Linked DNA regions of Homo sapiens: region 1 is linked to region 2. The links are chromatin loops, found by intact Hi-C in ENCODE. Cell type or tissue: Calu3. All regions are shown on one strand. Each heading gives the region's core, and the rest is flanking DNA. Links, peaks and the distances in the headings are about the cores only. Region 1 overlaps SRRM4 (serine/arginine repetitive matrix 4). Region 2 holds the start of SRRM4 (serine/arginine repetitive matrix 4).

Evidence for each region. Peaks named below come from ENCODE experiments on the same cell type or tissue, not always from the same donor. Only the 100,000 strongest peaks of a DNase experiment are listed, where the experiment ranks them.
Region 1: a loop joins it to region 2, with 6 times the contacts of the local background. A loop is called at or near these places in 1 of 110 quality-filtered maps.

What each region holds. Positions count from the first base shown.
Region 1 is chr12:119,032,168-119,041,802 of GRCh38, forward strand. The region is part of intron 1 of SRRM4 (serine/arginine repetitive matrix 4); the gene reads left to right. It overlaps SRRM4-AS1 (SRRM4 antisense RNA 1), which reads right to left. Exons shown (of 3, transcript XR_945431.3): 2 at 4,618-4,800. Among named protein-coding and RNA genes, the nearest start is that of SRRM4-AS1, 15 kb to the right of the region's middle. In Calu3, for the core only: a CTCF peak has its summit at 4,925 (motif pointing left); a DNase peak (open chromatin) is centred at 4,934.
Region 2 is chr12:118,974,100-118,983,734 of GRCh38, forward strand. It overlaps SRRM4 (serine/arginine repetitive matrix 4), which reads left to right and starts at 7,442. Exons shown (of 13, transcript NM_194286.4): 1 at 7,442-7,914. The coding sequence starts at 7,784. In Calu3, for the core only: a CTCF peak has its summit at 5,885 (motif pointing right); a DNase peak (open chromatin) is centred at 5,852.

The sequences.
Region 1 (9,635 bases), core at 852-8,851, 58 kb after region 2:
TGACTGGGAATGAAGCGTCCCCTCCCAAGAAGGGGTATTAGAATCTCTCTTGTTGGTATGGAAGGGAAGGATGGTGTGTGGAAATACCAATCCTGTTATTTCAGTTTTCTGCATTAATTAGAAATTCCGAGAGAAATTGTAAGATAAAAAAGACAGTAGTGAGTGTCTTTTTCAAGAATGTCCCCAGTGTTTCACCACTAAGCATGGTGTTCTGTGTAATATATGTCCTTGATCAAATTTATTTTTTGTGCAGAGACATTTCAATTACATCTGTAATGAGTATTGACTTTGGAGAGGAGAGTATTAATTTAAATGATCCCAATATTTTTTCTTATTTGACTTTTTGGAATAAATCTCACTGGTTGTGGCCCATTTCTCTCTTTAAAAACTTCTGTTTTCCATTTGGTAATAGTTTATTAATAATTTTGACATTTGTATTTAAAGTGAGATTGATTTCTTATTTATCAAGATTAGGGTTATGCTAATCTCAAATACTTTGGGAAGCTTTCTCCCTTCTCTATGTCTTGATATAATTTATGAAGTATGATATTGCTGGTTCTTGGAGGTTGGAAAGATCTTACTCTAGAGTGGCCAAGGCCCAAGACTTTTAACAGAGTTAACCATGTAACAATCCTTCAGATTCTTTATCATTAATAGTTTCACCAATTTTCTGTCTCTTATGTTAATATGGTAATTTATGTTTCCCTGCAAATTGTCGATTTTGTTGAGAATTTAAAATTTATCAGCTAAAAGTTATAATAGTCCCATAATATTTAAATCTAACTTTTGATCTATAATTATATTCCTAATGATATGTATTCTTTTTTCCTGCTTTATCCTTGGTTAGATATGATGAATTACCTATTTTATTGTTGACTTTTTTCAAGATCCAGTTTTTATATGTATATATCCATCCCATTAGCTTTCAATTTTTAAAAACTTCATTAATGTCTTCACTTATTTTTATTATTCCTTCCTCCTTTGTTTTAATTTTTTATGAAAATGTTCACGCTAAAACTTAGGGCAAATAATATAATGTATGCTTCCTTACAGATCCATGAGCAATATACAACAAATACCAAAATTTTGCCACATTTGCTTCATCTTTTTCTCTTTTCTTTGTATTATTTGCTGAAATGTTTTAAATAAAACCCTAGAGATTATGTTATTTCACCCCTACACACCTCAGAGTACATCTCTAAAAAATATTTTTCTCAGCCGGGTGCGGTGGCTCACACCTGTAATCCCAGCACTTAGGGAGACGGAGGTGGGCAGATCACGAGGTCAAGAGATGGAGGCCATCCTGGCCCACATGGTGAAATCCCGTCTCTACTAAAAATACAAAAATTAGCTGGGCGTGGTGGCACGCGCCTATGGTCCCAGCTACTCCGGAGGCTGAGGCAGGAGAATCGCTTGAACCCAAGAGGCGGAGGTCGCCGTGAGCAGAGAATATTCCACTGCAGTCCAGCCTGGTGACAGAATGAGACTCCATCTCAAAAAAAAAAAAAAATACTTTTCTCACCTTTAGACATGTTTCGTGTTTCTTTCTCCACCTTACTGGATTGATTTTTCTTGGTTTATTGATTTTTCATTCTTTCTTTTATAATAAAAAAGTATTTAACACTATGAATTTTCTACTGAGTATAGAATTAGCAGCACATATTAATAAACTTGATATGTAATTTTCCCAATGTCAATATGTTCAAAGTTGGCTACAGTTAAATTTTTCAGTCTTGTTCTAGTAACTATATAGAAGAAACACATACATTCATATATATCCTTCTGGTGTTTTTGCTTAAGTATTCTGGAAACAACTCTAACATTAGTTTGTTTCACAGATTGGGTTGTCTGGACAGTGGGGTCTGAGACGGAAATTAGCATACAGGCGACTTAGGAGCAAGGGGCCTTGGGGTCAAGCGACACTTGTGGAAAGAAAGGAAAGGGAGTAGGACTGGGCAGAGGGAGAAGCTGAGCTGCAAGGAGGTCTCAGTGGAGGCCTCAGCCCACACCACAGAGAGCTCTGAAGGATCTTTTCAAGTTGTCTGGAGCTGAGAACAAGAGGACAGGGTTTTATTCCCCACACCAATCATTGAAAACAGGCTGCCCCAGGAAGGGGACATGGCTTTGGCCTCTTCAGTGGGAACAGACTCTGGAGAGGGCTGACAGCTGAGTGCTGTCTGCTGGAAGGACTCTCAGTGGCTGGGAGGATCCACTCTTCCTTGTTGAAGATGACTCTGGGTGGGGCATCCCGGTCTCCATCACAGTTGCAGAATTTCTAAGTTTGGGGATTTGTTTGTTCAGTGTTCAAGAATCATGTTCATTCTTCAGCAGTCTAAAAATCTAATGCATGCATATTACTCAAACTCACTAATTTTACCTACTTGGTTTACTGAAGAATGTTAAAGTAGTCTAATAAAATTATGATTTGGCTGTTTCTCCTTGTATTTTTATTTTTCGTAGTGTTTCCTTTATACCTTTTGAAGCTGTGCCATTCAATACAGAAATGTCTATAGTATTGCATCTTCCTTATGGCTTAAATCTGCTGCCCCTGCAAAACGCCCTCTCTGAATATTGTTTTCTCTTGCCTTGAATTATTTGCTTGTGGACACTTTCGTCCCTGGTTCTTTTGGTGTGTCTGATGAATCTTTAGCCATACTTTTATTCCTAATCATTTTTTTGTCATATCCCTTAAAAATTCATATAATAGACTTGGATTTCTATTTTTTACTCACAACTGAGAATTTGGGTGATTAGCACTGAAATTTAGCCCTTTTACAATTACGGTCATAACCAATATAACATCTTGTTTTATGAGGCGAAATTTTCAGGCTTCTTTAAATTTTGCTTCATTCCCTGTCTCTCACTATATGAACTATACAATCCTTTATTTTGACTAACTTCTTACTTGGCCACAGTATATTCTTGAATAATTTTTTTCAGAGTGTATAAATTAAAAAATTAACCCTTGCATTTAAAAAAAATTGACTTTTCTCCTCTTCAATTGGAATATTACCTTCTTTAACTATATAATTCGTGGGTCACAATTTTTTCCCCCTGAAAACTGCAATGTTTTTATTGTAGAGAAGAAATTTGGGGCCTGCCTAGTTTTCTGTTTCTTAGCAGTAGTAATTCTCCCCTGCTTTGCTGGTAGAATTGCTTCTTTGTTATTGAAACTGGAAAAGTTTGACCAATGTGTTTGAGCATTTGTTGCTTCTCACCACTTTTTCCTTGAACTTAGTAGGTGCATTTAGTTTGCAGATAGAAGTAATTATTCAGCCAAGCAAAGTTTTCTTCACTACCTCTTGGTACTGTTGCCTCTCCTTCCCATTCTACAATTTTGGGTGTTGTGAATCCATGCTCTGTATCTTTTACTTTTCCTTTTTCATTTCCATGTTTCTAAGTTTTCTTAACCTCATCTTTATTTTTTAAAAATTGATCCTTTATCATTTTCAATCTACTGTTTCATGCTTCAATTGCAATTTTATTTTTAACTGGGTCAAGTTGTTTTTCATTTCCTTGGCCTTTTCCAGATTTCATAGGTGCCCCTCTCTGATTATCCCCTCTAGTTACAGAGATGTGATGTCCTGTTTCCATCTTATCAGGAACATTTCTAAACCTTTCTGCTTGCAGTAACTCTATATTGTTGAGTCTCTTTCTTTATCCCCTTCTTCTGTACTTTGAGTCTTTTCATATGGCTAAATGTCTTTATCTGCTGGCCCCTGGCTTACAGAGTGAAGTACTTGCTTCTAATAAATTGGAGGCCTACATATGTTCTAAGAGGGGCTTAGTCGATCTCTGATTGGATATTTCAGGCCACATGAAGGGAAAAGGGAAAATTCTTATTGTCATTTTCCTTTTCCTTTTCCTTTTCAAAGAGTCAGGTGCTTGGAGAGATAAGAGATAGATGGAGCCAATGATATCTTTGACAAGGAGTTTTGCCTGCATGGAAAAATTTCTTTTTCTTGTTTTTGGGGAAGCTAGAAGTGGTGTCAGACTTCAGTCAGCAAAATTTCAGCAGTGTCCCACGTCTTCACACTTCAAGTACTCTATGAACCAGTGCCACAGGCTCCACTTGGTGTGGCCATTGCCTCCGCTTTGCTTTCCAAAGATACCGCTGGATTCCAAAATTTGATCTCAATGTCTTTGATAGCCCGCTCTGGCTTCCAGGCAGGTGTTTGTAAGGCTCAGCCAGGGTCTCTTCCATTTGCTTCCAGGCCCATCGTTCTGAGCATACGGTGGCTTGCAGCTGAGCTTGGGCCTCCTTCCACACTCACTCTGACAACCCCATATCCTGCTGCTATTTTCCAGTGTGTCTTTGGCTGTGAGAGTTTCCCTTCCTCAGCTTCCAGCAGAAACAGAGTGTCTTGAGGTTGAATAAAGGAATAAGACAGGTTTCCCTCAATGTGTGTATTTCACTCATCATCTCAGTGGCAGTTTGAGGACCACCAGTGGAAGGAAATGGATGACATCCCTGAGGAGTTCTTGCTTGCCAGTTAGATTTCAAATAATGTCCCAGAAAATAATGGTCCAGGTTTAAGGGAGAAGGAAGGGGGAAAAGATGCAGTGAATGCAGAAAAGACAAAGAAAGAAGATCCTGGACAGAAAGGAAAACGGTACCTCCAAGTGTTCTGTGATGCCCATATATGCCTTATGAAAATACCCACTGCTCAAGCCAGCTGTGTGCAGGGTTTCCAGGGCAGTCCCACCACCCCGACTCGTGCTTCAGGGATATGATGATGTTAAGGGTGCTCTTCCGGGTGGGCTCCATGTCCATTCTCTTCGTTTCAGCCACTCACGCTTCTGGGGAAAGAGGACACACAAAGAAATTTCTGTCCCATTCCCGAAAGGTCTTAGAAATGGATTGTGGTGGAAACGAGGCGATATCAAACACAAGACCAAGAGAGGTCCACGCCCCCTGCTGGTGAAAACAATAAATAGCTCCACCATTTTTCCTGGGCGTGGTTCCCCCCAGTTCTTGGGTGGGTGGGTCTTGGTTTGGTCTGTTTTGCTCAAATGGTGATGGGGGTTTGGGGGATAGGGAGTCCGTGGGAGAAAGAGAGAGAGATTTACCAGAATAAATGACACCCAGACTGCAGAATACCATACCATGTGAGGCGGAAAATGCCCCAGGAGTTAAGGATCATCATCAGAAAATAGTTTTTCCAATCCAGAATGCAAACAGATTGCAGGGCCTTGTGGGTGGAGCTGGTGGGGAGGCTGGGAGGCAGGGGGAGAGACAGGGTGTCACCGGCCCTTCAGAATGAGGATTGGATTTCTGTTGAATTTTTTATGGATGCCTGTAAGCCTCCCCATCACATTATAGTCTGGATGAAAAATTATCCACCAAGGAAAATAGATCTGCGTGAATCAAGATTTCATTGCCAAGGGCCAGGTTATCACATGGAATTTCTTTGTGGGTCAGCATGGCTGATTTATTTATATGTGTACCCTGTGGGTGTCTATTAGGCCTCCCAGACTGTGATCACTGTGGGGACAGCTGGCTTATATATATGTGTTGCTGGGCATGTGGTGGAACTGAAGCTGAACATTCGCCGAAGAGAAGGGGAAGGAAGGCATGGAAATGTATTTGGGCTGCTTCTAAGCAGTCAAGGCCAGAGCCCAGATTTAGGACTTGAAATATCGGGGTTCTCATTCTAATTCCATTGATTGCTGGATACGTAAATTTGAATAATAGCATCACCTTGCTGAATTTCAGCTTCCTCAACTGTAAAATGAGGATAGTAATATTCTCTGCTGAGCCAGCAGGTCAATGAAGTATGATGGTGGCTGAAATACTATAGGAATGACTAACTTGGGTAGGGATTAATAATGCTATTATATCTATTTATTTGGTGATTCAACAAGCACTTATTGAGCAACTACTATGGGCCATGCACTTTGCTGGGTGCTGGGGACACAGCAAAGATCAAGTAGGCATGGCCTCTGCCTTCTTTGTGTTGACAGTCCAGTAGCAACACAGATAAGTAATCCTCCTCTGCCTTGCTAATACACTTGATTCTTTATCCTTGAAATTAAAAACTTTTTTTTTTTTTTTGAGACAGAGTCTCTCTCTGTCGCCCAGGCTGGAGTGCAGTGGCGCCATCTCAGCTCACGGCTCACTGCAAGCTCCGCCTTCCGGGTTCATGCCATTCTCCTGCCTCAGCCTCCCGAGTAGCTGGGACTACAGGCACCCGCCACCATGCCTGGCTAATTTTTTGTATTTTTAGTAGAGACGGGGTTTCACCGTGTTAGCCAGGATGGTCTCGATCTCCTGACCTCGTGATCCACCCACCTCGGCCTCCCAAAGTGCTGGGATTACAGGCGTGAGCCACCGCACCCGGCCGAAATTAAAAACTTTTACCAACATTTCTAGGTGTTTGTCTTTTCTCATTATTTGTTCCTGGAACTTGCTACGTCTGTTTGACTTGCAGATAGTTGTTCTCAACTCAGCAAAGTTTGCTTCATCATTTCTGTGTGCTCTTTTGTTTCCTTCTTATCAGACAGTATCAAGTGTTCTGGATTCATGCTCCACGTTTTTTCATGTTTCCTCTTCATTTTCATGTCTTCATGGGGTGCTACAAGGGGGTTCTGTCCTCAGGAATTTGCTGGTGGTATTCCTGCTGCCCAGTTAGATCCGACGTGTTATCAGCTATTTGTAGAAAGCTGTTATGATCCTCCCTCACTGTTCCTCATCCTCCAAAACACATACTGTTATTACGGGAGCCAGAGGGATGCAGTTGAGGAGCTGAACTGGCCTGAAGAGGTCCAGCTGATCCCTTGAGGTGGAACACCACCTACTAAGAGCAGATCTTGTCTACTTCAGCTCCACATTTCAACGCTCAAAATGCAAGTACTGAACAGGGAGCTGAAGAAATAAAGAAAATCTGGGATGGGACTGGGTTCAAACGCAACAAGCATCATCTCAGCTCTTACTTTTTGGAATATGCTAAGAGTTGGATCAAATCAGCTCTCATCACCAAACTGGGGCACCAACACCCCATGTCCTGCCATAGGGCTTACCCCTGCTTTCCTAGGGGAAAAGATTACAAGCCAAGCTCAGTGACGTTGCAGTCAGGGTTGACACACTGCGCGGCACACCAAGAAAGCACCATGTATGTGACAGCCTATGTAAATGGCATGCTCTTGAGTACACACAAGGGTGTCTCCTGGAGGGCCTGGCTAGGGTGGTCCCTGAGTGATGGAATTATAGGTGACATCAACTATTTTCTTCTCTATTTTATTCCTGGGTATTTCAAATGTCCTATTATTTTCACATTTTTCCACTAGCATTACTATTTCTATACAGTTATTATTTGTTTGTTTAAGGAGTTTAGTAAATCACTCATCACTTCAAAGTTTGAACCAATATGCAGGGTGACCACCTGATCCCTGCTGGTGTAGGACTTCCCCAGTTTCGTCACTGAAAGTTCCGCATCCCAGGATGCCCCTCAGTCTTAGATAAACTAAGATTGTTGGACACCTTACAAAGGTGGTATATAAACCACATGGCAGATTAATAACCAAACAAAAAACACAAAGTATTATCATAAATATCCAGCACTGAACTTGAGAAGGCTGCAGTAGAAAATGTGACCTGGTTCTGAGGCTGAATGAGGACATTTGCCTTTGATACCTGGGCTAAATCCTGAAACCTGAGACCCACATTTGCAGACGTGGCTGAAGAGAGAGAGAGAGAGAGCTTTTCTCAGCCACCCATATACCAGGGCAGGAAACAGCAGGTGAAGCACACGCACTGCCCCACACACCAATAAAGCCTGTCCCAACTATTTCCATTCTCTGACTACTTGGATGCCAACTTTCACATACAGGGGAGTGAATATGGGGAGGGCAGAAGATCAGAAATGTTAGTTATATGTAACTTTCCCAATATGGAGAAAGAGTGGATAGAAGTCACCTCCCCTAAGGGACAAGACATGTATGTGAGGAAAGGAGAAAAAAAGGCACCTGTCCCTACATTAATAACAATAAGAACAATAATAATAATAGCAGCTACCTTTTATTTTATTTTATTTTATTTTATTTTTCCATAATTTATTGGGGTACAGGTGGTATTTGGTTACATGAGTAAGTTCTTTAGTGGTGATTTGTGAGATCCTGGTGCACCCATCACCCGAGCAGTATACACTGCACCATATTTGTTGTCTGTTATCCCCTGTGTCCCTTCCACTCTTCCCCCCAAGTCCCCAAAGTCCATTGTATCATTCTTATGCCCTTGCATCCTCATAGCTTAGCTCCCACATATCAGTGAGAACATATGATGTTTGGTTTTCCATTCCTGAGTTACTTCACTTAGAATGATAGTCTCCAGTCTCATCCAGGTCATTGCAAATGCTGTTAATTCATTCCTTTTTATGGCTGAGTAGTATTCCATTGTGTATATATACCACAGTTTCTTTATCCATTCGTTGACTTGATTTGGGTTGGTTCTATGATTTTGCAATTGTGAATTGTGCTGCTATAAACATGCGTGTGCAAGTATCTTTTTGGAATAATGACTTCTTTTCTGCAGGGTAGATACCCAGTAGTGGGATTGTTGGATCAAATGAGCTACCCTTTATTTTTATTTTTATTTTGGAGGGATGGAGTCTCACTCACTCTGTTGCCCAGGCTGGAGTGCATGGCATGATCTCAGCTCACTGCAACTTTTTCCTCCCAGGTTCAAGCAATTCTCCTGCCTCAGCCTCCTGAGAAGCTGGGATTACAGGCAAGTGCCACAATGCTCGGCTAATTTTTGTATTTTTTTTTTTAAGTAAAGGTGGGGTTTCACCATGCTGGCCAGGCCGGTCTTGAACTCCAAGTGATCCACTCGCCTCAGCCTCCCAAAGTGCTAGGATTACAGGCATGAGTCACCATGCCTGGTGGTTGACTACTTTATTGACTACTCGTTATATCCAGGCATCATGTTAAGTTTCTTACATATATAAGCTTATTTGATTGTTAATAATTCTGTGAAAGGTACTCGTATTACCCCTGTCCTTCAAATGAGGAAACCAAGGCACAGAGAGGTCAAGCCATTTGCCTAAGACACCCAGCTAATAAGTGCAGAGCTATGATTAAAATCCAGTTGCACGTGGGTCTAATTAGATGGTAGGTTGGAGTCACACCTCTAAATTAATATGATTTTGATTGGGCCGCTTAACTTGTGGATGCCTCAGTTTCCTCATTTGTCCAATGAGGATAATATGCCTTGATTAATCTTACAGAGATATTCTGAAGATCCAGTGAAATGGTGAGTAGGAAAGTACTTTTCACAACTTACCCATATAAATTATTTTTTACATAACTTGCATAATATCAATGGCATTTCAATTTCAAGAATAACACGATGAACCCTACAGGTTTAAATGACAGCCCTGCAATATGGATCCCATGGACATTTCAAAGTTGCACTCTGTGTTGAAAAGCAGAGTCAGGTGATAAGGTGAAGCCTGTTTCCAGACCAAGATCTCTGATTTCTTTAGCTTTTGTAGGATGCCTTTGTATTTTTAGAGAGAACTGCTGTGGACTGGGTACAAATGGAGAACAACCAGTGCCCCACTTGATTCTTGATTGGAAATCAGGTAGTGTTGAGACTCCTATTTTTAGAGAGGGAACAGTGGGACACAGGTGATTAG
Region 2 (9,635 bases), core at 1,030-9,029:
GGTGGGGGGATACCACTAGGGTTCCAAGGCTCCTCACTTTGAGAAATAATGATATAAAATAATTGGCTTTTAAAACTGGGTGTAATAATGGTGATTCTCTCATTTTGCATTTGAAAGAAAAATGAGACTCATTTAAAAGGAAAATGAGACTCAGAGAGTATAATTTCACTGCACACAGCACATTTTTTCATCACTAATTCCAACATTCTGCCTCCATTTTTTTCATCACTGTGTTCTCTGGGCTTCAGCCTCTCTCATAAGTCTACCCAACTCTTTCCCAATGTGTGGTCTTTGTGCGTACTGAACTCTTTTCCTGAAATGCTACCTCCCTTCTTCACTTGGCAAATGCCTCTTACTCTTAGATGAAACTTAAAAGCAACTGTCTTGGACAGACTTTACCTCTATACACTCAGTAAATTCTCTTTACACTTAGTAAATTCTCCACTTATCCAGTTTTACATCGTTTTCCTCTTTGGGGCATGGTTTTTTTTTATGATGTTTAACATAACTCAACTGGACTGAAGGGTTCAGGAGAGGAGGACCCATTTTTGTCCCTGTCCAATTGCTGTGCCCAATACATACTTGCACAATGAATGAATTTCACTTCAGGATATAAAAATCATATTAGAGGCAGTATGTAAGAATGATTAAGGGCTCTGCAAGTCAGACTAACTGAATTCATATGTTGGCTCCACCTTTTACTAACTGTGTGTCCCTGGTAAGTTACTTAAACTCTCTGTGGTTAATAGCAGGGCCTAATACATAGGGTTTTGGTGAGCATTCAATGGGTTAATATTTGTAAAGTACTTAGAAAAATGCCTGGCACTGAATACTATGTAACTATATACACATATATTGTTATAATTGCATATTATTACTGTTATACATACTACATAGAGTATACATAAAATACAGTGTTTTTCTCTCATCAATTCACAGTTAAGTGAATATATACAATGCCAGTAAGCACAGTGTGAATACTGTATTGTCACGTGTAATATGAGTATAAAATCGTGCCTCATTACCTGCGGGACTGGGTAACTTGAACATTAGTATAGTTTCTTACTGTATATGGAATCTACTCATTACACCAGCATTTACTGAACTTTTACTATGTGCCAATTCTATACTAGGCATTTGTGACTCAAATAAGAAATAGACATAGTCTGTTCTTTCAAGGATCACCCAGTCAATACTATGACAAGTAACTCTAAATAAATTATAAAGTATACCCATGGCTCAAAGGAGGGCCAAGAGAGGAAGATTTTATTATGGGTATGGAAGGCTAGCAATGCGTATGTTAAGACTTCTGAGATAATGTGATTATAAAATATCAAAGAATGAATAGGACATTTTCAAAAGGACAGAGATGTCAGAGGGGTTTGTTTTGCACGATTTGGAGAGTTATGGAGTAGAACGAGGTATATAGAGATACGATGAACAATGTGAAATAACTGGAGGGTGAAGTTCAAGGACAGATAGAAGGCAAGCACCAGTTCATGAGAGCCGTAATGCAGAGGGGTTAGCACTGACCCTACTAATTTGGGGGAGTCAGTGCAAGGTTTTCAAGGAAGGAAGTTATGAGCAGGCCCCCAGTTTGAAGGAAAAAAAAGTCCCTAGAGGGAATAAGTCCAAAGGATAGGTTAGCAGAAGGTGAATTCTTGCAGCAGGAAGGCAGATTAGGTGGCTGGTACAATTGCTCTGGGGAGGAATGGTTGCTTTATTCCAGTCTTGATTTTGAGCATCTCTCTCCTTCTCCTCCCACTGAGATTCTTCAGTTTGGTTTTCTTCAACAAAATCAATATGGTCGCCTTGGAGACTCATGTCTTTTCCTGCCAACTACCTATAAAATACCAGGTTGTACATATTAGGGTAGTACCAGGCAAGTACTCTTTGCCCTTCTGCAGGAAGAAGGTGGAGGCTCTGAAAATAACATCCTTGATAGCATAAATAGATATGCAGACTAATGGGCAGCTCTAGACATGGACACAATATATAGACAGGAGGGATACATTTTACACTCACCTAATGTTACACTTTTCTTATCCTGTTGCTGGAGGTCAGCGTAGCCTAGACTTTAGATTAAGACATATCTGGATTTGAAAGCAGACTCCTCTACTTGCTAGCTATGCAACTCTGGGCAAGTGATTCTCCCACTCAGAGACTCAGTTTCCAAATCTGCAAAATTTAGATGATGATGGTTCCTTTATCATAGAGCTGTTGTGAGAATTAAGTGAGATAATGTTTATCAAGGGTTTAAGCACATGTTGTGACTAGAACATAGTAACATATGTCTGATAAGTGTAGCAATTTTTATTGTCTGAGATGGCAATGAATCCATCTGTCTTGTAGAATCTTGGGATCTATGCAGTTGGAAGGAGGCTTTCTGGTTTATCCATACTAGTCCAGGAGTATCTGAAGTAGTGCACATGTATGTTCCAGAAGAGGAATGGACAATAAACAACAGAGGTGGGATTCAGGTTAGACACAAGGTAGAACTTTCAAGAAGTGAGGATTAAAGGAAGAAGTCAAATTGGGAACGAAGAAGTCAAGAAGTGAGGATTGATAAACATTGAGTAGTGCAATCATATTTTTCTCCCCAAATAAATAATCTTGTAATTTGAATGGTTTAGCATGATCTTGTTTAAAGACATAAAGACCGATGAATTGGTCTCATTATCATATTTCCCATCATCTCAGTAATTATTTGAATCTTTTGCTGTTCCCTGGACTTTTAGAAATGGGTACAGACTGTCAAGTTCTCTGATGCTGGTAGATAATGGTTGGCTCCATTGTACTCAGAGAAATCGTGGACACAGAAAGATTAAGAGATTTACCCAAGGTAACATGGTAATGTTAGTGAGGTGGGATTTGAACTGCCTCAGGAGAAGGGGTAGCTATTTCTCTGAGCTGGAGGTGCTGTATCTTTGGATCACTAAGGAGAAGGTTGCATAAGAATCTTCTTAGCTCCTGCTCTAGAGTGCCTGGGTTTGCAAAGTTTAGAATCATTTCTCCCTGCTGTCCCTTTTTTCAAATGAAAGAACAATACCAATCAGGTAAAGAAACATTCTCTAGACATGGATGGCAAATTGATTTTATCTGGAATGCCAAGACCAAACTATTAGTAGTGGCTATCTAGAAACTGTGTGTTAAGAAGGATTCTGAGGGTCGGTCTGAGAAAGAGTATTGTGAAGGATCAGTGATGTCTACCATCAGTATAGCACAGAGGGCAAGGAATAATTGTGCCATAAGTTTATATTCATTAACCAGCATATTAATAGGTCCTTGTTTATGGGGTGGGCTGGCTTGCATCTGGGGAAACAGAAAGCAATACCCGGAAGGAATGAGGCACAAGATGGTTCTATTTTAATAAAGTGATGGAGGAACTGGAGTTCACGTTATATTGGAGAAGCCAGACCTAAAGCAGAAGTCACTGTGATAAGATGAAAAGGGGACAAGTGTTAGTCAGTGGAGACCCAGAAGGAGAATTAGGCTGTGAACTGCTTCAGGGAAGGGACTATGTCTGGTTTGTCTTTGAGTCCTCCGTGCCCAGGACTGTGCCTGGCCAAGATGCAAGATTGGGCATCAGTTAATGATTATTGAACTGAATATGGCCTGACTTAACATAGTAACAGGTGATTATTCCAAGATCATGAGCAAGAAGAGCTACCATTGAATGGTCACTTGCTATAAACTGGACAATTTATTAAGTCCTTTACCAGTAATATTTCATTTAATCTTCCCAACCACGATGTGATATCTCCACTTTTGCAAATGAGGAAACAAAGGCAGAGGTTAGTTATTAGCCCAAGCTCATACAGCTACAAAGTGGCAGAGCTGGGCTTCATATCCTAGTTCTCTCTAAATCCACAGGCTGGGCTTTTAACCACTTGAGTAATTGATATTTTTGAGTAAACTGTGTTTCAGACACATTCTAGAACCTGTATGTGTGTTAATTCCTTCAATCCTCACAGCTAGTTCATCTAAACATATTATTTATAATCTTTATAGAATCTTCATGAAACCCCATCTCTACTAAAAATACAAAAAAAATTAGCTGGGCCGTCGTGGCAGGCGCCTGCAATCCCAGCTACTAGTGAGGCTGAGAAAGGAGAATGGCTTGAACCTGAGAGGCGGAGGTTGCAGTGAGCTGAGATCACACCACTGCATTTCAGCCTGGGCAACAGAGCGAGACTCTGTCTCAAAAAAAAATTCTTCATAGTATTGATAAAGAAACTGTGACATAGGCAAGTGAAATCCCTCCTCCAACATTACACAGCTAGGAAATGGCAGAGCTGGAATTTGAAGCCAGGCATTCTGGATTCCAAGTCCTGAACTGATTACTGCAGACTCCCAATTTAGGAACCTCAACACCAGGTGCTTCTAAGTATGTGACTCATTGTTATCTGATTTATTTTTAAATGGTGGTCCATCCTGATATGCGTAGTATCCCACTCCATCCTCCACCCCACCAAGCAAAAACAGAAACTGTATTTTTCACAAATTTCCTTTGCTTCCTACAGGATCACCCTGGGGAAGTCACTTGGTCATCCTCAACTTCTTCATGTTTAAAACAGAGTAAGATCGAATAGCAGGTCTACGTTTTTTAACTTTTATTTTAAGTTCAGGGGTACAAGCGCAGGTTTGTTACATAGGTAGACTTGTGTCACGGGGGTTCGTCGAACAGATTATTTCATCACCCAGGTATTTAGCCTAGTACCCATTAGTTATTTCTCCTGATCCTCTCCCTCCTCCCAACTTCCACCCTCCAAAAGGCCCCAGTGTGTGTTATTCCCATCTATATGCCCATGTGTTCTCATCATTTAGCTCCCATTTATAAGTGAGAACATGTGGTATCAGGTTTTCTGTTCCTATGTTAGTTTGCTAAGGATAATGACCTCCAGCTCCACTCATGTCCCTGCAAAGGACATGATATTCTTTTCATGGCTGCGTAGTATTCCATGGTGTATATGTACCACAACTTCTTTATCCAGTCTATCACTGATGGGCATTTAGGTTGATTCCATGTCTTTGCTATTGTGAGTAGTGCTGCAGTGAACATACACATGCATGTGTCTTTATAAAAGAATGAGCAGGTCTACTTTTAGTTCTTTGAGAAATCTTCATACTGTTTTCCATAGTTGTTGTACCAATTTACATCCACACCAACAGTGTATAACTGTTCCCTTTTCACTGCATCTACACCATCTATTTTTTTTTTTTACTTTTTAATAATGGCCTTTTGGGGGTAAGGTACTATTCGGGTGACAGGTATGTAAAAGCCCAGACTTCATCACTATACAATTCATCCATGTAACCAAAAAACACTTGCACCCTTAAAGCTATTGAAATAAGATAAATAAATAAAATAGAATAAGATCAGCTTTCTCTCCCACCTCATCTGGCTACGATGGGATTTTAAAAAGGCAATGTTTTGCATATGGGAGCTCTATCAACATTTTAGGGATTAGGAGCAGGCACACAACTGGAAGATGTTGACTGATCTTGTGGGGGTAGGATCCCACCTACCTCTCTCCTGCAAGTGACTCAGTTCATACCCTAAATGTCATGACTAAGGTTAGTTTTAAAGATGCCAGTCTGCTACCTATAAGAAGCCAGCTCTAGATTGCATTTACAATGATACCAACTTCTGGGTGGGAAACGGGGGTCTAGCCCAATCAGGGAATGGGGGATTTGGGGCGCAAGGTAAGAGGGAGAGGAAGGGAAGGGGTTAGCCTAGTCTCCACTTTGCTCCATCTCCAACCTTCCCAGGCCTGACCCCCACCTCTGGGCCCTCTCCCCCGGCAACCCACATAAGAAGCCAGCAAATGCACCTCTCGTTGTTGACCAGAAGGGGTCACTGCAGAGCAAGTAGCGCTCTCAGGCACTCAAATAAGCGGACGCAGGCGTGTCGAACACACACACTTCAAACGTAGATACCCTTTGGGGCGGGTACTCATTTACTCCAAGGTTCTTTCTTCTCCTGCCCCATCTTATCCTCTCTGTTGGCCTCTTCATCTTCACCTCCTAGTTACCTCCTGTTCCCCTTCAGAGAATTTCTGGAGTTCCCATTGTTCTCCCGACCCCCCCGCCCTACCCCGCCCTCATTGGGTCCCCATTGCTATCTGCTTTAGCAAAGAGCAGGAGTTTATTCTCGCTGTGACTGGGACTCAGCACCAGGTGCTTGGAGGCATTTAAGACTGAGCGAGGCCTCCTTCCAGGAATTTACAGCCTGGAAAGTGGAAGCGGGGTTGGGGGGAGGGGGAGGGCGTTAGGTGGGAGATGGGGGAGTAACAACTCTGCTAAGATTAAAAGGCTTCCAGGAAGGCAAGGGCTGAGGGGTCCCGCCACGATCTCTTTTTTTTATAATGAAAACCCTGGGGGAAAACAAGAGTCATTCTAACCAGATCTTCTGTGTCTGGGGTTGATTTGGGATTCTAAACCTCCACTTGCTTGGGATTACGATTGAACTGCGAGGCGGTAAGGAGATGGGGAGGAGAGACCGAAAAGTAACTATCCCCCTGCTAATCCTCGAGATTTTCCTCTCCAACCCTCCCACTAAGCGCTTTCTTTTCCAAAACGTACTCCTTTCCCGAGACTAGCGGCATTAGGAAAAGTGGCTGCAGGCGGATTCCCCAGGAGTGGATGGGGGTGGGGTGGGGTGAGATGGGAACTCTTTCCTCTGGACGGGGTTGGCGGCGGGGACGCTGGGCAGGCCGGCTGTGAGACACAAAAGAGATACCCTTGACAGCTCCGCATGCACAGATGTAACGCTGCGCCCCTTGGCGGGCGGGGGCCCTGCTCGGCAGATGGCGAGAAGCCGAATTGGTGAGGGATTGTCTATCAAATGGCACTTTCTGGGTGGTGGAGACCTCGCTAACCCCCGGCGCAAAGAGGAACGCAGGGCACCCTCTGTACCGGCCTAGGCCGTGTCTCCCAAAAGTGAGGGTCTGGGGGAGGCCGGCTGGGGTGGATAGATTAAGTTTTTTACGAGCCCCCCCAACCCCCCCCCCCCCCCCACGCAGAAGATCAGCTACAAGACTTGCGAAGGGGCTGGAAAGAAAGGTGGCCTGGCCCAAAGGGGGCACCCAGGAAAGGGCTGAGGAAGGCCAGCGATGATGGGAGAGGAGAGGGGCCTGGGAAGCAGGATCTCCTGCCTGGCGCAGATTGGGGTGCCAGGATGGCTTCTCAGAGGGATCAGCGCTGCAACTCGGTCGCCGCGGGGCCCTGGTGACAGGCGCACGCCCCGCCCTTTCTCCTCCCAAGACCTGCGGGCTTTTGTTATGCAGATGGCGGCAGGAGGCTGAGCCTGAGGAGGAGGGGGTTGGTGGGGAGGAGGAGAGACGGAGAGGGGGGAGGAAAGTGCAGCTCGCGCGACCAGCCTCCTCTTCCAACGTCACATTGTGCGAGAGACAAAACCCGGGCGCGCCGGAGCTCACACGCGCACGCACACACATCCGACCCCGTCGCCTCTTCTCTCCTGGTGCTGCCCAGAAAGCCAGCCCTCCCTTCCCTTCTTGGGGCGCAGAGGCTCAGCCAGCTCAGAGCGCAGCCTGGAGCCGACCCAGAAGGGCGAAGAAAGCCCAGCGGACGAGCCTCCTTTCTCTGCTGCCTGCCCGGGCTGGGGCGTCCCATCCCCCGCCCTGAACTCCGATCTCTCCCACCCCACCCCTCTCTGGGTTTCACCCGGACAGAGCCGGGAGCTGGGTGTCGCCCCCGTTTGGAATCCACGTTTCAGCACTTTGGACAGCGCCCCGGACGCCCCGGCCCCTTTGGGTTGGCGATGGCGAGCGTTCAGCAAGGCGAGAAGCAGCTTTTTGAGAAGTTCTGGCGAGGAACCTTCAAAGCGGTGGCCACCCCCCGTCCCGAGAGCATCATTGTCGCCAGTATCACGGCCCGCAAGCCGCTGCCAAGGTAATGATCTCCTTCTTAGAAGGGGGGATCCTGAAGGTCCTCCTTTCTGGCCTGTGCCCCAGAGCCCGGAGGGGTGGATGCAGGCAGCCGGGCCAGGGCGCCTGTCTTTTCCCGTCACTACTCGGCGGCTCCCGCTGAAACATGGGAACTCATTGCTTGTGTGAGGTGGAAGATGGTGAGAAGGGACAGGAATTCTTTGGGGGAAAGCAACGCTTATTGGACCCCCGTAGCTCCTATTCAAGAGGTTTTGCTACCTGAGGGTGGGCGGTGCAGATGGGGTACGACTTGACTGAAAAACTTTTCTTGGTGTCACAGAGTCCAGAGGGCAGGTGGGCCAAGGAATGGTGGATTTGAGATGTTTGGGGGGTGTTGTACCAGAAAAGGAGAACTGAGCCAGCTCAAGCAGCGTTCAGAGATAGCACACATTTCCATCCTCGGCTCGGAAACTAGCGAGCTTTGAACATTTTTGACAAAAGCCCATATGCTGTTCCCTCAAATACACCCAAAACAGCACCCTCCTCCACGCCTTTCTGGCGGCTGCTGCCGCTGCTGCTGAATTCTCTCCTCTCCAGCATCCAAAACCAAGACTCTGAGCTCAGGAGTCAGGGAGGAGCCTTCCAAGATCGTGAAGATGATCTTGGAAGAGTTTTATTTTGTTTTTTTTTGTTTTTTTTTTTTTTTTCCAAAAAGAATCTGATTGCTTTGAACTCAGGGATGAGAACCGATCCTTGGATGGTGGTAGACATGGTGCTGATGGAAGGAAGAATAAGGGAAGAAATGAAAGAAACAGGGGAACAGGAGGTGGGGTGAGAGGGAGAGGAGGTTGGGGGAAAATGGAAGCATTCCAAGACAGAGAAAAATCCAATTCTTTTCATAAATCATTCAATTTAGAGGAGTTTAAGAATGAAGGGAAGAAGGCTGTGCTCTCTGTCAGGGAAAATCAAGGTAGTATGAAAACTCATCTTTTGCTGGTGTTGGATGAGTGGTTTAGTAGGAGAAAAGAAAGAAGTGGACCAGGGGGACCACTTGGAGGATTTATTAATCCTGGCAGTCTGCATTAGGGAGCAGATTGAAAACATGTCTGCAAAAGTGCTTAGGACAGACTGAACGTCTGTTCTGGCACAACTGATTCTGAACTTTCCAGTGAGTGTGAGGTGGAAGACGTATGGGAAATTATGTCTGAAGAATCAAAGCCAGATTGGAGAAGTTTTCCTCTTCACTGTCTTATTGAGGATCATACAGGTCTTTAGAGAAATAGGTGTCCCATTTAGGAATGGGTGGCCAAGCATCACAACAGGCCAGTAGGGTGTAGCAGGCTTCAAGCTAAAGCAGCACCAGCCAGTGTTTGCAGACGGGAAGGAGGGGACACCCACCCACCCACTGACACAGGCTGGAGAAGGGGAACAATAATACCAAATGCCATTAAAGGCTGATGCTTCTCTGCTCCGAAGGAGGTTCTGTGTATAGAGTTTTGACGTCAGTGGTTTTTATCTTCCTGGGTTTCTGCTATCTATTCCACCTTTGGAACGTACCTACTGTTGGCTAATCAGGTGCTGCACTGGCCAAAGAAAATGCCCTTGTAGAAGGAACTAGAGGAAATTTCACAGGAAACTAGAAGTATGGCATTTAGTCCAGAGTCTTCCATCTATTTTAGGGGTGCAGGGAGAGGAAAGCGGATTCTTGGTGGTGTTTTGATTCAGGAAAGCACACCTATTATCTGC